Linked DNA regions of Mus musculus: regions 2 and 3 are each linked to region 1. The links are chromatin loops, found by intact Hi-C in ENCODE. Cell type or tissue: left cerebral cortex. All regions are shown on one strand. Region 1 overlaps Lrrc4c (leucine rich repeat containing 4C). Region 2 overlaps Lrrc4c (leucine rich repeat containing 4C). Region 3 overlaps Lrrc4c (leucine rich repeat containing 4C).

Evidence for each region. Hi-C counts contacts between places; a loop is a spot of excess contacts. Peaks named below come from ENCODE experiments on the same cell type or tissue, not always from the same donor. Only the 100,000 strongest peaks of a DNase experiment are listed, where the experiment ranks them.
Region 2: a loop joins it to region 1, with 4 times the contacts of the local background. A loop is called at or near these places in 2 of 42 quality-filtered maps.
Region 3: it touches region 1 in a loop (2.1-fold over the local background); 2 of 42 quality-filtered maps call a loop at or near these places.

What each region holds. Positions count from the first base shown.
Region 1 is chr2:96,942,592-96,946,591 of GRCm38, forward strand. All of the region lies in intron 3 of Lrrc4c (leucine rich repeat containing 4C), which reads left to right. Among named protein-coding and RNA genes, the nearest start is that of Gm22313, 290 kb to the right of the region's middle. In left cerebral cortex, no CTCF peak of the experiment used is centred here; a DNase peak (open chromatin) is centred at 2,034.
Region 2 is chr2:96,712,301-96,716,300 of GRCm38, forward strand. All of the region lies in intron 2 of Lrrc4c (leucine rich repeat containing 4C), which reads left to right. Among named protein-coding and RNA genes, the nearest start is that of Lrrc4c, 400 kb to the left of the region's middle. In left cerebral cortex, no CTCF peak of the experiment used is centred here; DNase peaks (open chromatin) are centred at 2,263 and 2,495; H3K27ac peaks cover 2,661 bases.
Region 3 is chr2:96,726,273-96,730,272 of GRCm38, forward strand. All of the region lies in intron 2 of Lrrc4c (leucine rich repeat containing 4C), which reads left to right. Among named protein-coding and RNA genes, the nearest start is that of Lrrc4c, 410 kb to the left of the region's middle. In left cerebral cortex, no CTCF peak of the experiment used is centred here; a DNase peak (open chromatin) is centred at 1,946.

The sequences.
Region 1 (4,000 bases):
CCTTAATTAGTATAAAGAATTGTTCCCCATTTCTTTTGATAACTTCTGCTTGAAAATCTATTTTATTAGATATTAGACTGGCTACTCCAGCTTGTTTATTTTGGGACCATTTGCTTAGAAAACTTTTTTCCAGCCTTTTCCTCTGAGGTAGTGTCTGTCTTTGTCACTGAGGTGGTTTTCCTTATTCAGCCTATTTCTGGGTCCAATATATGTATCCAGTCTGATAGCCTACGCATTTTTATTGGGGAATTGAGTCTACGGATGTTGAGAGATATTAAAGTTCAATGATTATTGATTCCTGTTATTTTTGTTGTTAGAGGTTGTATTCTGTTCGTGTGATTCTTTTTTTGGCTTATTATGAGATAATTCATTTTTTGTGTTTTCTTGAGTGTACTTACCTTCCTTGTGTTGGAGTTTTCCTGCTAGTATCCTCTATAGGGATGGGTTAGTAGAAAGATATTGTTTAAATTTAGTATGTCATGAAATATCTTGGTTTCTTCATCTATGGTGATTGAGTGTTTTTCTGGGTAAAATAGCTTGGACTGGCATTTGTGTTCTCTTAGATATTACATGAAGTCTCTCTAGTATGGTCTGGCTTTTAGAGTCTTTTTTTGAGAAGTCTGGTGTAATTCAGATAGGGTTGACTTTATAGGTTGGCCATTTCCCCTTAGTGCTATCAATATTCTTTATTTGTTCTGTGTATTTAGTGTTTTGATTATATGTGTTGGAAGGGATTTCTTTTCTGGTCCAATCTGTTGGGTGTTCTGCAGGCTTCTAAGTTTATGGGCATCTCTTTCTTCAGGTTCCAGAAGTTTGTTTGTTTGTTTGTTTTGTTTTGTTTTGTTTTCTGTGATTTTGTGAAGATGTTTTCTGGCCCTATCAGTTAGAGATCTTCACTCTCTCTTATTCCTATTATTCTTAGGTTTGGTCTTTTCATTGTGTCATGAATTTCCTGGATGTTTTGGGTTAGGAGCTCTTTGTACTTTGTATCTGTTTTGACTGTTGTGTCAATATCCAGCAGCAAGTATTTAGCATAGCAAAAGACCAAACCTCAACAGAACCATGAGTTCAGCATGTGGTCTCAGGCATTCCTGATGTGATCAGTTGTGGTAGCCATCCACAGCAGATACTACTTCAAGAGTAATATTTTAATCTTGAGTGAGAAAACTGAAATGTTAACTTCAATGCAGCTAATCTATTCCAATAATTCTTCTTTTATATGGACTGCTTTAGGTATGTCTTTGATCAATGCAATGTGGTACTAAATATTTATAGAAATATTCTCCTGTGTTAAGAGTTTTTATTCTTGGTGTATTATATCATCACTTCTTGTTTTGTCTTTTTAAATAAAATTCCCAATTGTGCACAAGGCACCTCACTGTCTTTATATCTGTTCTTTTCTCCTCCATTTCTTAATCTCTTTCTCTCTATTTGTTTGCTTTGTCCTATTCCCATGTGTTAGTTTTTTGTTTTATTTTATCTTATCTTTAAAATACTATCCCTTAGATGACTGCTTGTTTTCTAATGAGTGAAACAGCATAGATCTGGATGGGAGGGAAGATCAGGAGGGATTAGGAGTAAAGGGAATCCACTAATCATATATATTGTATGAATCAAAGTATTTTCAATAACAGAAAAATAAACAAAAGCACACACACACACACACACACACACACACACACACACACACATATATATGAAATCTGGAATATTCTCTCAAGATTCTCTACTGTTCAACTATTGATAAACTAAGGTAAAAAGGTAGTAACTTGAAAGTTTTGAGGATCACTTGGCTTATGGTTTATCCAACTTTAAATTAGACTGATTCAACTGCGTAATAAGGATAATGATGATACATGCTCAGGTAGAACGCAATGAAAGGATAAAGGGGATATTCCCTCTGCTTCTATAGGGTTCAAAGAATGCTTATTAGCCAAGCAAATTATGCACCACTTTACGTAGAATCATTAAACATGTAAAAACCAAGGGTGGTTATGAAACTATATCAATTAGGTGCTGCACATCTCAGGGAAGTAAGTAGTTTGAAGAAATCTGGGTCACTGGAAAAGCCAAATTTCTTGGAAGTATATTTTTAAACCAAAGCTTCAGAGATATTTTTATTCTACTGAAATATTTCATATTCTACAGAATATGTTTGCATTTTAATTCACAGTAAGAATGGACACAAAGTATATATAGATGATAATGATATTTATAAGCAAATGAGGTTGGGAGAAATTTTACCTTTTCAACAACTAGGAGGAAAACTGTAAGGAGGAGGATAGGAATGAGCTATATAAAATTAGTCTTTCGATTAATTGATTATATTTTAAACAATAGGATAAAATGGTGACAGTGTTTAATTGAATCAGAATTATTTGGTTGTTGGTAGGTTTCTGGTTTAGAATAGCAAGTGTCACCCTGATCAAAGTAGAGTTTTTATGTTTTAAGTTGGTTGTTGATGTTAGGCAAAGGCGCAACCCGTTATGTTTGGACAGAGATCATCAATTTTAATTTTTAGTGCTGTCACTTAATAGGGATAGGACATAATGGGCACACTTTTAACCTTTTAATACCTTAATTTCTTTATATAGAAAATAAGAATACACTGCCCTTATTTAGGATTACTTAAAAGTTAAGTATGGTACCACATGCAATATTTGATTCAACATCAATAGAGCCACTAAATATCTTTGGAACATTATGTACAAATCCTTGTAGTTTGCAAAGCTACAGAATCTTACATGGAAAATGTCATCTTCCATTTTATTAATCTCAAGATAGTAACTCCTTTTTAACCTACAGTCTTGAATTTTATTGAAGATAAAAGAAATACATATAGTCCACGTTTATGTAAAGATACAATTTTAGAGGTAATCAATATATAATTGACTTACAACTTTATTTAAAAACTGCTAGCTGGGCATGGTGGCACACGCCTTTAATCCCAGCACTTGGGAGGCAGGCAAATTTCTGAGTTTGAAGCCAGCCTGGTCTACAGAGTGAGTTTCAGGACAACCAGGGCTACATAGAGAAACCCTGTCTTGAAAAAAACAAAAAACAAAAACAAAAAACAAACAAACAAACTGCTATGATTTCTACAAAGTAGTATGGGCCTCATGTGGCAATAGTGTAACTATTTCTTAAGACATTCTGAAAATGTTAAAGGAAAAAGTGATATCCAGTGAGGCTTTCAATATTCTGTAACATTTAATAAGGGGGAAAGCATATTATGTAGAAGGCAAAATCCATATTGTTGCTGGTATCTTGTGTACAAACACTCTTATAACTTTTGTGCATGATTTGTTAACAGACCAGAAGGCAAACTGTAAGCAATTACTTATAATTATATAATATGTTAGTTGATGATAGTTATGAATATTTGCTTTCCTTTGTGCAAATGTAGTAATCCATTTCAGTTGAAGAATTCAGGAAGAGTTTCCTAGTCAACATTCCACATGACTTACTTCAAAAAAAGCGCATAACTTATATAAGTCGGTAATAGAAATAGTGTGTTTATTTTGAGACATATCATATTAAAGAATGCAGGGCATACATAAGCCAAAGACCATGGCATAATTTTACATAATTCATATACCATAGAGATATACTTTAAAAATATTAGAACTAACAAAGAGAAATTTTAATATGTTATAAAATGTGTCTTATTGTTTTCAGTGGTATGGATGCAATATTCAAAGACTGCCAATTTTTTTTTTCTGAAAAACCTCTGACACAGAGCTAGAGAATAATTTATTGTTGAAATAATTCTTTTTCTGATTTTCAGTAGAATAGCACATGAGATAATATTGTAGACACAAAAGAATACTTTCATGTTAGAAAGTACAAGCAAGAAAATTAAGGGTCATTTGAGAAGAAGTTAGAAAACCTAGCACGGTAGAAACTTACTACACACACACACACACACACACACACACACACACACACACACACAAAGATAATTTAAAAGTGATAGTCAAATAAGAGGAGAGACAGAGCC
Region 2 (4,000 bases), 230 kb before region 1:
CCTATCTCATTGTACTAACATTTATTTTTAAATAGAGTCAGCCTCATTACTATGCATTGAAGTTGTTGGTGGGCGTGGCAATTCCATGATCAGCTTTTTATGGAAAATTTCATTTTCAAAGTGATTGCAATGTTTTACTTTCTTACGAATACTTCCTATTGATAATTGATTGGTTGATTTATTTATGTTATCGTGGATATGAAGATGAATTATATCAAAGATCCTATTTATTCACTGGGCAATTCCTATATTCTCAGACAAACTGATATTCACATTTTTTCAGAAGTTTTACTTCTGTTATTCCTTAGTTATTGTTGAGCTATTAATGTTCTTTGCATATTCTGAATATAAGACCAACATTATCTGATTTGAGGATGTTTTTTTTGTCCATTGTGCATATTGCCTCTTCACTTTCTTGGTGATTATTTTTTTAAATGCTTTTAATTTTGGTTAAGTGCTTTTCAATTTTTTATATGCACACACACACTAGTGTGTGTGTGTGTGTGTGTGTGTGTGTGTGTGTGCGTGCGTGCAAGTGCACGCGCATATTTGTGTATGCATGTATATGCATGCATGCACCAAGCCCATGTGTTTCAAGAAGCTATAGAATACCCTGATGGGGTCATTTCTTTCCTTCTGCCACGTAAGCTCTCAGACTCAAGTCAGGTCATTAGATTTAGCAGCAAGGACTGTAACCTGCTGAGCCATCTGAGCAGCTCTCAAATCTTACTTTTAAATTTGTTTCTCTGCTTGCTTTTGCTTTTAGTATTATACACAAAGAAACACTACCTAATTCACAATCACTATGATTTATACTCCCTGTAGTATCTTCCAAATGAAAACTATTTATTAAGATGTTTTATTTTGTTTGCTTTTATAGCCAGAAACTGTCACCCTGTAAGACTACTACACTTCTTCTAGAGTTCATTAGTAAAGATAAGTAAATGACTTTGTGTCTAGAGCCACTTTTCATGATGAAAATGTTTCAAGTTCTTCATTTCATAATCGGTACTGATCACAGTGGCTTCCAACACAGGGCAGCAGCACACTGGGGTACAGGTGTGGATTGCTTGGCTAGAATCACTCCAGGGGCAGTGTCCATTCACTAATATACCAAGGTACACCTTGGTATACACATACAATTTAAATCTTAGTTAAAACAAAATAATATATGGTAATAACCCTGGGATATACAGAATTGCTATGAAACTGAATGCTCTAAAACATAGGTACTCTATTTACTCTCTTTCATACTGCCATTGGGGAAAAAAAACAGCATTTTTTTATTGCATTTGTTTTTTATTTCTGTGTGTGGGTATTTTTGTACTCCATGCACACTTGGTATCCGTGGAGGTCAGAAAACAGTGTAAGTTTGTCTGTAGTTGCAGTTATGGGTTGTGAGCTATGATAAAGGTGATGGGCATTGAATCCAGTTCCTCTGAAGGAGAAGACAGTGGGCTCTTACCCATGGAACCATCTCTCTATCCCTTGAAATCACATCATAACAATGACATCTTTAATCCTCTGTTCAACCCAAGTCATATGCCATTATCAGTAGAGCTGTTGACTTGGAACATGGTCTCCACAGAGTATTGTATTTCACTTTCACCCCAGGTCTCAAGAATTAGAGTCATGAAGGATAATGTATGGTCCTTCTACTTATTAGCTGTGATTTTTAAGTTACATAGTCCCACCAAGTCTCTTTTCCTATGTAAAAATGCAGGCAATGATACTTACCTGTTTGTCAGTGAAGCCAGGAGGTAAACCACAATGAAGAGCAGGTATCCCAGCACATAGAACATAATGTTAACTAGGGTACTGGCATAAAGATAATAGAGAATTAATAATTTTAGAATTATAAGCACAAATCAACCATTGATATTTTTTTCCAAGGAAAGAGGCTAACACAGCATGGCTAGTTTATGTATCTTTTTTTTTTTTAAAGTAGATATGATGTGTCTGCCCTTTATTCATCCAACTGAGTGCCTTTCTGGTCTTTCCTCTTTAGAGTGAAAACCAAAAGCCACCAGCAGTTCCCTAATCCTGTGTCTATTTCTTCCTTTATTTCTTCAGTCTAAGGAGCAATGGCTACTACTTGAGATGAGAACTGTGGATTCAGAGTCTACTTGAAATGTACCATCTGGTTGGTTACGTTTCTCTCTGGGGTAAAAGACACCCACAGGGTGCTCTTTGAGTCACCCTTTCAAAGGCACACTGCCCACTGAGTGAGGAAAATATTTCCAGACGGAAGTCACCACCCTCAGCAGGTGGAGTCTCTCTTTTAGCGAGAGAAGGCTAATCTAGGCTGGATGGAAAGTTTTCAGGCCCTTCACTCCACTAGAATGTCTGATTGTTCCCACCAGAATCAGGTGAACTTCGCACCAGCCTTCTCTCATCTCCTCAACTCTGAGCGAGCACACATCTTTACTTGAAGTCAGCGGGAGCGCCCGGAGAAAGAGGAACATTTGGAAGTGGCAGATGAAAGGCTCCAGCATCAACTCATCCTTCTGTCTCCATGGTCTGGATGACTCTTCCTATTCAGTAGCAAATGCTGAGAAGTAATTATCTTTCCACTAGCTTGCTTTAAAATGCCAGGAGGTTATAAATATTCCCCTAGGAGTGAAACAGCTTGGAGATATAAAACAGGAAGTGAACGGAAAGGGTGGGTGAATGTCTTGTGATGCCAACCTCGAATTACAGGACACAAGCTTTTTATTTAACCAGTGAAGGTGTCTTGATTCCCTCTTCCAACTGAATGAAGTTGAAAGGAAAATTTACAAGATGTCTTAAAGTGCTAAACTATGTGAGTAACATAGGGGACCAACCTTTGTCACATGATAAGGGTAATGAGAATAAATAAAGTTGGTGTACAGTCCTGACCAATAAATAAGCAACAATGGGGAAAATATCAAATGAGCAATAATTTTCAAGAATTACTTCTTGAAATGTATGAAAGGATGTTTTAAGCAAAAGCTCTAGAGAAATAAATGTTAATGAGCTACAGAAAGGCTCAGTATTTGGAAGAAGAAGAAAGACAGGTCTCTAGCCTTGTGAATTACATAGTGCTGGTCAGAAAATACTGTATCATTTTCTGTCTAAACAGTGATAATGATATTGCAAGAAACTTGTGCTGATGTGTCCTCATCCCCATGGTACATAATGTAAAATTTACAGGTGAATAAATAAATATTTCCTTCTTTTCTTTCGGGCTATTGTATCAATGCATTCTATGTAAGTTTTTGTTCCAGTAATACTTATTTGTTAATCTCTTTTTCAAGGTTCTATGGCCAGTACCAGGACCTTTAGCAGTATTATGTATGTGTTTTACGTGGCTTATTTTTGAGTTCTCGCCGTTTTCATTTGAAGTTCTCTGACCCTGATGACAGTTAAAATATTGGTTTCCGCTGTGGCAACCTCAGGAAGTCCTAGATTGGTTCTAACCGAGAAGACATGACTATTGCTTACAAATATGGAGTTAAGGAAGAAGTCAAAACAAACAACAGACATTTGAGAAAGAATCTGCTGATTCAGTGTCATAGCATTTACCTCCATGACGAATCATGCACTACCAACCTTAAGGAAATCTTTGATGTATATATTTTATCACCAAAGAGTCCTACACTACTAAAGTCAATTGACCTCTTGATGAAGGTTCATCCATCTAGAGGAGATTTAATATCTTTTCCCTGGAATCCTGATTTCCCAGTGACAAACACACAAAGTGACATGGATTCTTCTTAACTCTTAATGAACTAACTGATCTTTTCATTTCTTTATTAAAATGCATATTGAATGCCTGTGTGATTTTTGCTTCATATCTTAGTCATAAACAAATATTTCAACACTATATTTTACTTTGTTCTTGTAGGCTTGTAATCCCAGCTATTTGCAAGGTTGATAAAGAAGGATCATGAATTCAATGGTTGTCTTGTGTTACAGTATGAATTCTAGGCTAGCCTTAATGACTTTCTCAGGTCCTATGTGGTGAGGTGGGATAGGA
Region 3 (4,000 bases), 220 kb before region 1:
ATGTTAATAGTTTATTTTGAAGAGCCAAATATAATTAATTTGATAAATTCTCAGCTAAAATGGACAAAAACTGCATTAAGCATAACTAATTTATCTTGAATTGAAGCTGTTAAATAATAGTTCTGTGCATTTTTATGTCTACTGTTACCCAAATATTACATGGTTAATGACATCTGTAATACCTACTGACAGAAAAGCACTAGATTTCTTTTGCACTTTTATGTATGTTCTGTGAAGAGGAATTGGGCTGTTTAGACCTTAAGGAACTGTCTTGGGAGAATATCAGAAATTGTCTAACAGATTCCATGATAAGTAGCCAATATGGCAAATTTAGTGACAACTTTTATTATATTCTGTTAGAACAATTGTCAAGAAAAGTACCCATACTTAATTTCAATTAAATGCTTCTCTCTTAGAACTTATGGGGAACTGTCTATTTGTAGCAACATATTTACGTCAATTGTGGATCATCCGTACAGCCAGATGGGCGTGAATTGCATGGTGCTGGGTGGACAGCCCCGCTGATATTACTGCTTTACAGCATACTTCTGGGTGCTTCTTCTTCTTCTTGACAGTTCAGGTGTTAAGGACCTCGACTAAGCACACAATTGATTTGTGCTCCTCCCTGAAAGGGTCTAGAATCAATCTGCAGTAGAAAACTTCAGCTTCAGTAGGAGAACTTGCAGATTTTGAGAGGTGCAGACAACTGCAGATCCCCCTAAAGTTATCACTGTGAATTTCAAATGGCTTTTTTTTTATTGCAGAGCCTCCTTGAATCCCTTCTCAATAAAGAATTTGACAACCCACCTAACCATTTTGTACAAAAAGGCATTTCCTTTTCTGCAATTAGATTTTTCTCTTCAACTGTTTCTTACAAGGTAGTGTTCTATTAGCAGATATTGTTCACACAAAGCAATAGGTTTCATTATGATATTTTTCGTATATGTACAAACCACACTGATCATATTTAGTGCAATGAATTTTATCCTCTTTGTCACTGTTACTCCTCTGGATGATTTGCCTACTCCTTGTCTCAAAAATGTTAAACTTCTACTTTTGAATCATATTTCAAACATCTATATTCCTTCATAGAAGAACTAGCCCCTCTGAGTTTAGCTTACTTTATTTAATATGACAATCTCTACCACCACCAATTCTCCTAACCATAGTATAAGAGTGTTCTTTATGGCTCACTAATACTGTATCATTTTATATATGCTACGGTTTCTTAACAAAAATGATGCTGAATGTTTCGGCAAACTCCAGTACTTAGAATTAACAGCACCACAATGGACATGAATGTTTAGATTGCCTGGCTTTGAGTCCTTTAATTATATGTCAGGAGTTATCACTGGATAATATGGTAGTTCCTCTACCTTTGAAGCTTTGATAAGCTTTATACTGGTTTCTACTGTAACTATAATTTATTATAGGCAACACTATAATGGCAGTAAAAGTGAGTACTGTTACCCATGCCTAAAGATGGTATGCAGTACACTTCCATAGCCAGAGCAGTGTGCTCTGACTACAGGAGAGCAAATGTGTACTGCTGTTAGTAGATCCTGGCTTCCTGGGGAGCTTGCTCTCCACATTGAAGTCCATACCATAAACCAATTGATATTTGAATCCTAACTTGTCATGAAATTAACTTTTCCTCCCATGCTTACTGTAACTAGTGACCACCCAGTAGACCATTCTTGAGTTCACAAAGATTCCCACTGATTTAATATTTATTTACTCCCTTCAAAGTGCTGATGTGGGGTCAACCGAGGTGTATATGCATGCTAGGCTTAAGTTCTGTTTCTGAGCTATATCCCCAGTATGACTCATGTACATAAAGATGGCTCTCTACTACTCTCAATTTGGGCAAGCTGTGTGGTATATAAAACACATGTTAGATACACAATATGTTAGGTGAATATATTTCTGAAGCTATTTATCCGCTGGGGCACTTGCAGTACAGAAATGAAGTGACACAGTCTCAGTTTGTGAGGCTGCAGACCAAAGGGAGGCATATTGGCTGTTTTATCAAACCCTCTAGGTGATAGCTTTTGTAGTAACTGTGGGCAATTGCTTTCCCATCTTTTTAACCCTGTGCAAACAGCTACTAATCATCTATAATAATCAGTCCTGGTAGAGAGTCTTTCTGCCTTAAAGAAACTCAGGGAGAATAATGAAATGATTTATCTAAAAAGATGCTTGGTATGAGCAATATCTTGGGAAAAGTTCTGGTATAGTAAATTATATCCATGCTTCTTAGGTTTTCTCTAGCAGGCCCAATTTAAGTGATGTAAGAAAAAGAGAAAAGGAACAAAGAGGCACAAGGTGTTCAAAGCTAGAAAAGATTTTAGTAATAAAAAAGCACTTTATGCTGGTTTGAACCTAGTAAGTGGTTTCAAATTTAAAAGGAGGTTTACAGTGTATAAAAATATATAACTCTGTGTGTGTGTGTGTGTGTGTGTGTGTGTGTGTGTGTGTGTGTGATAAACAGCTCCATAAAGGTATATACATGTGGACAAATATACTTCATTCTCTTATACTCGGATACCTGACTTTTTATACATATTCGCATGCCTAATTTATGGAAGGAATTTATCTTGTAATTATATGTGGCCCTAGAAAACAAAGGCTGCTGTTTGAAGGGCTTCCTCGAGGGACGGATGATTCAGCTATTCAATCCATGTCATCTCTGTGTTTGTGGTAGTGTTTTATGGCAAGAAAGGAGTTATGATTGTCACTTTAACATGTTCCATGACTTTTGCTCAGGAGATTTATACAATGTCAGGGAATCCTCCCCTCCCTGTATTTCTGCCTATGCCTTTGCTATGCTGAAAGAAAGCTGGTCCCGCAGGGTATCATTGATTGTTATGATACAGGCCTGAGCATGATCAAACATCACAGTTCAGGAGGCTTGTGGCTTTCTTTTGAAGCTGCTTGGAGTGAATGGCTCTCTTATTTTCTCCCTTAGTTTCAATATTTTAACTGAGGTCTCCTGAGGAATAACACATCATGCACAGGTCACCATGTAAACATAGCGAATTGAAAAATATAGAGAAAGTGGACCCCACTGTTTGTTTCACAACTCTGCCCTTTTTACTGATGCTTTTTGTATTTTGAATTGATACTCAACATTAATTTAAAAAATTAATTATGCATATATTACAATCATTATATTGCAACTTTAAAGAATTATGGATATGTAACTATAAAATCTTCATAAGAGGTTGCAGTTTGATGGTGCTGCTTATATTCAACTTTCTTTCCCTTGTAGTTCCAACTCGAATCAGTCTACAAACTCCCACCTCTCCTCACAGTCCTGTTAAACTTAGCCCTTCTTGGTACATATTGCATCCTTCTTTCTCAGCTTATCTGGGGATATTTGATCACCCCCATACATACAAATATTGTTTATTCATTTGCAATTTTCTTCTGCAAACATAGCCTGAGTGCTTACAAGGTACCATGTTATTCTGAATTACAATGGGACTTCCAGTGATTTTCTGATTCATTTTTTAATCATCTTAAACTCAGAGACCAATTCTGTCTTGTCTTCTGAGTCACAGGTACTGTCAATGTCCTAGAAACAGTAGATATCTAAGTATTAGTTACCATGATTTACTAGTGGATGCTATGGGATAGTCTTCCCATCTGTTTATAGGGGTAAATGAGACAATGCTCTTTGTGTTTCTGGAAGGTCATCTGGTTTACATCATTAACAAATACAGTTTCATTCAAAATTACCTTCTGTTTTGTTTTTCAATTAGAAACATTGTCATCATGGAACCATAGAAAGGGAGCTAAAACTATAACCTACATAAATTAAAGCCCTACAGTCATAGGACTTAACTCAGCAGTGGTTGAACAAGACGTTGTGCTTAATTGTTTTATTAGTTAGCCCAATGTTTGAAAAGGCATAGAAACTACAGGAGCATGAAAACTGCTTACTATGGCTATAGAGATTGTGAGCTTATGTTCAGCTGGAATGAGGGATGACCCAACT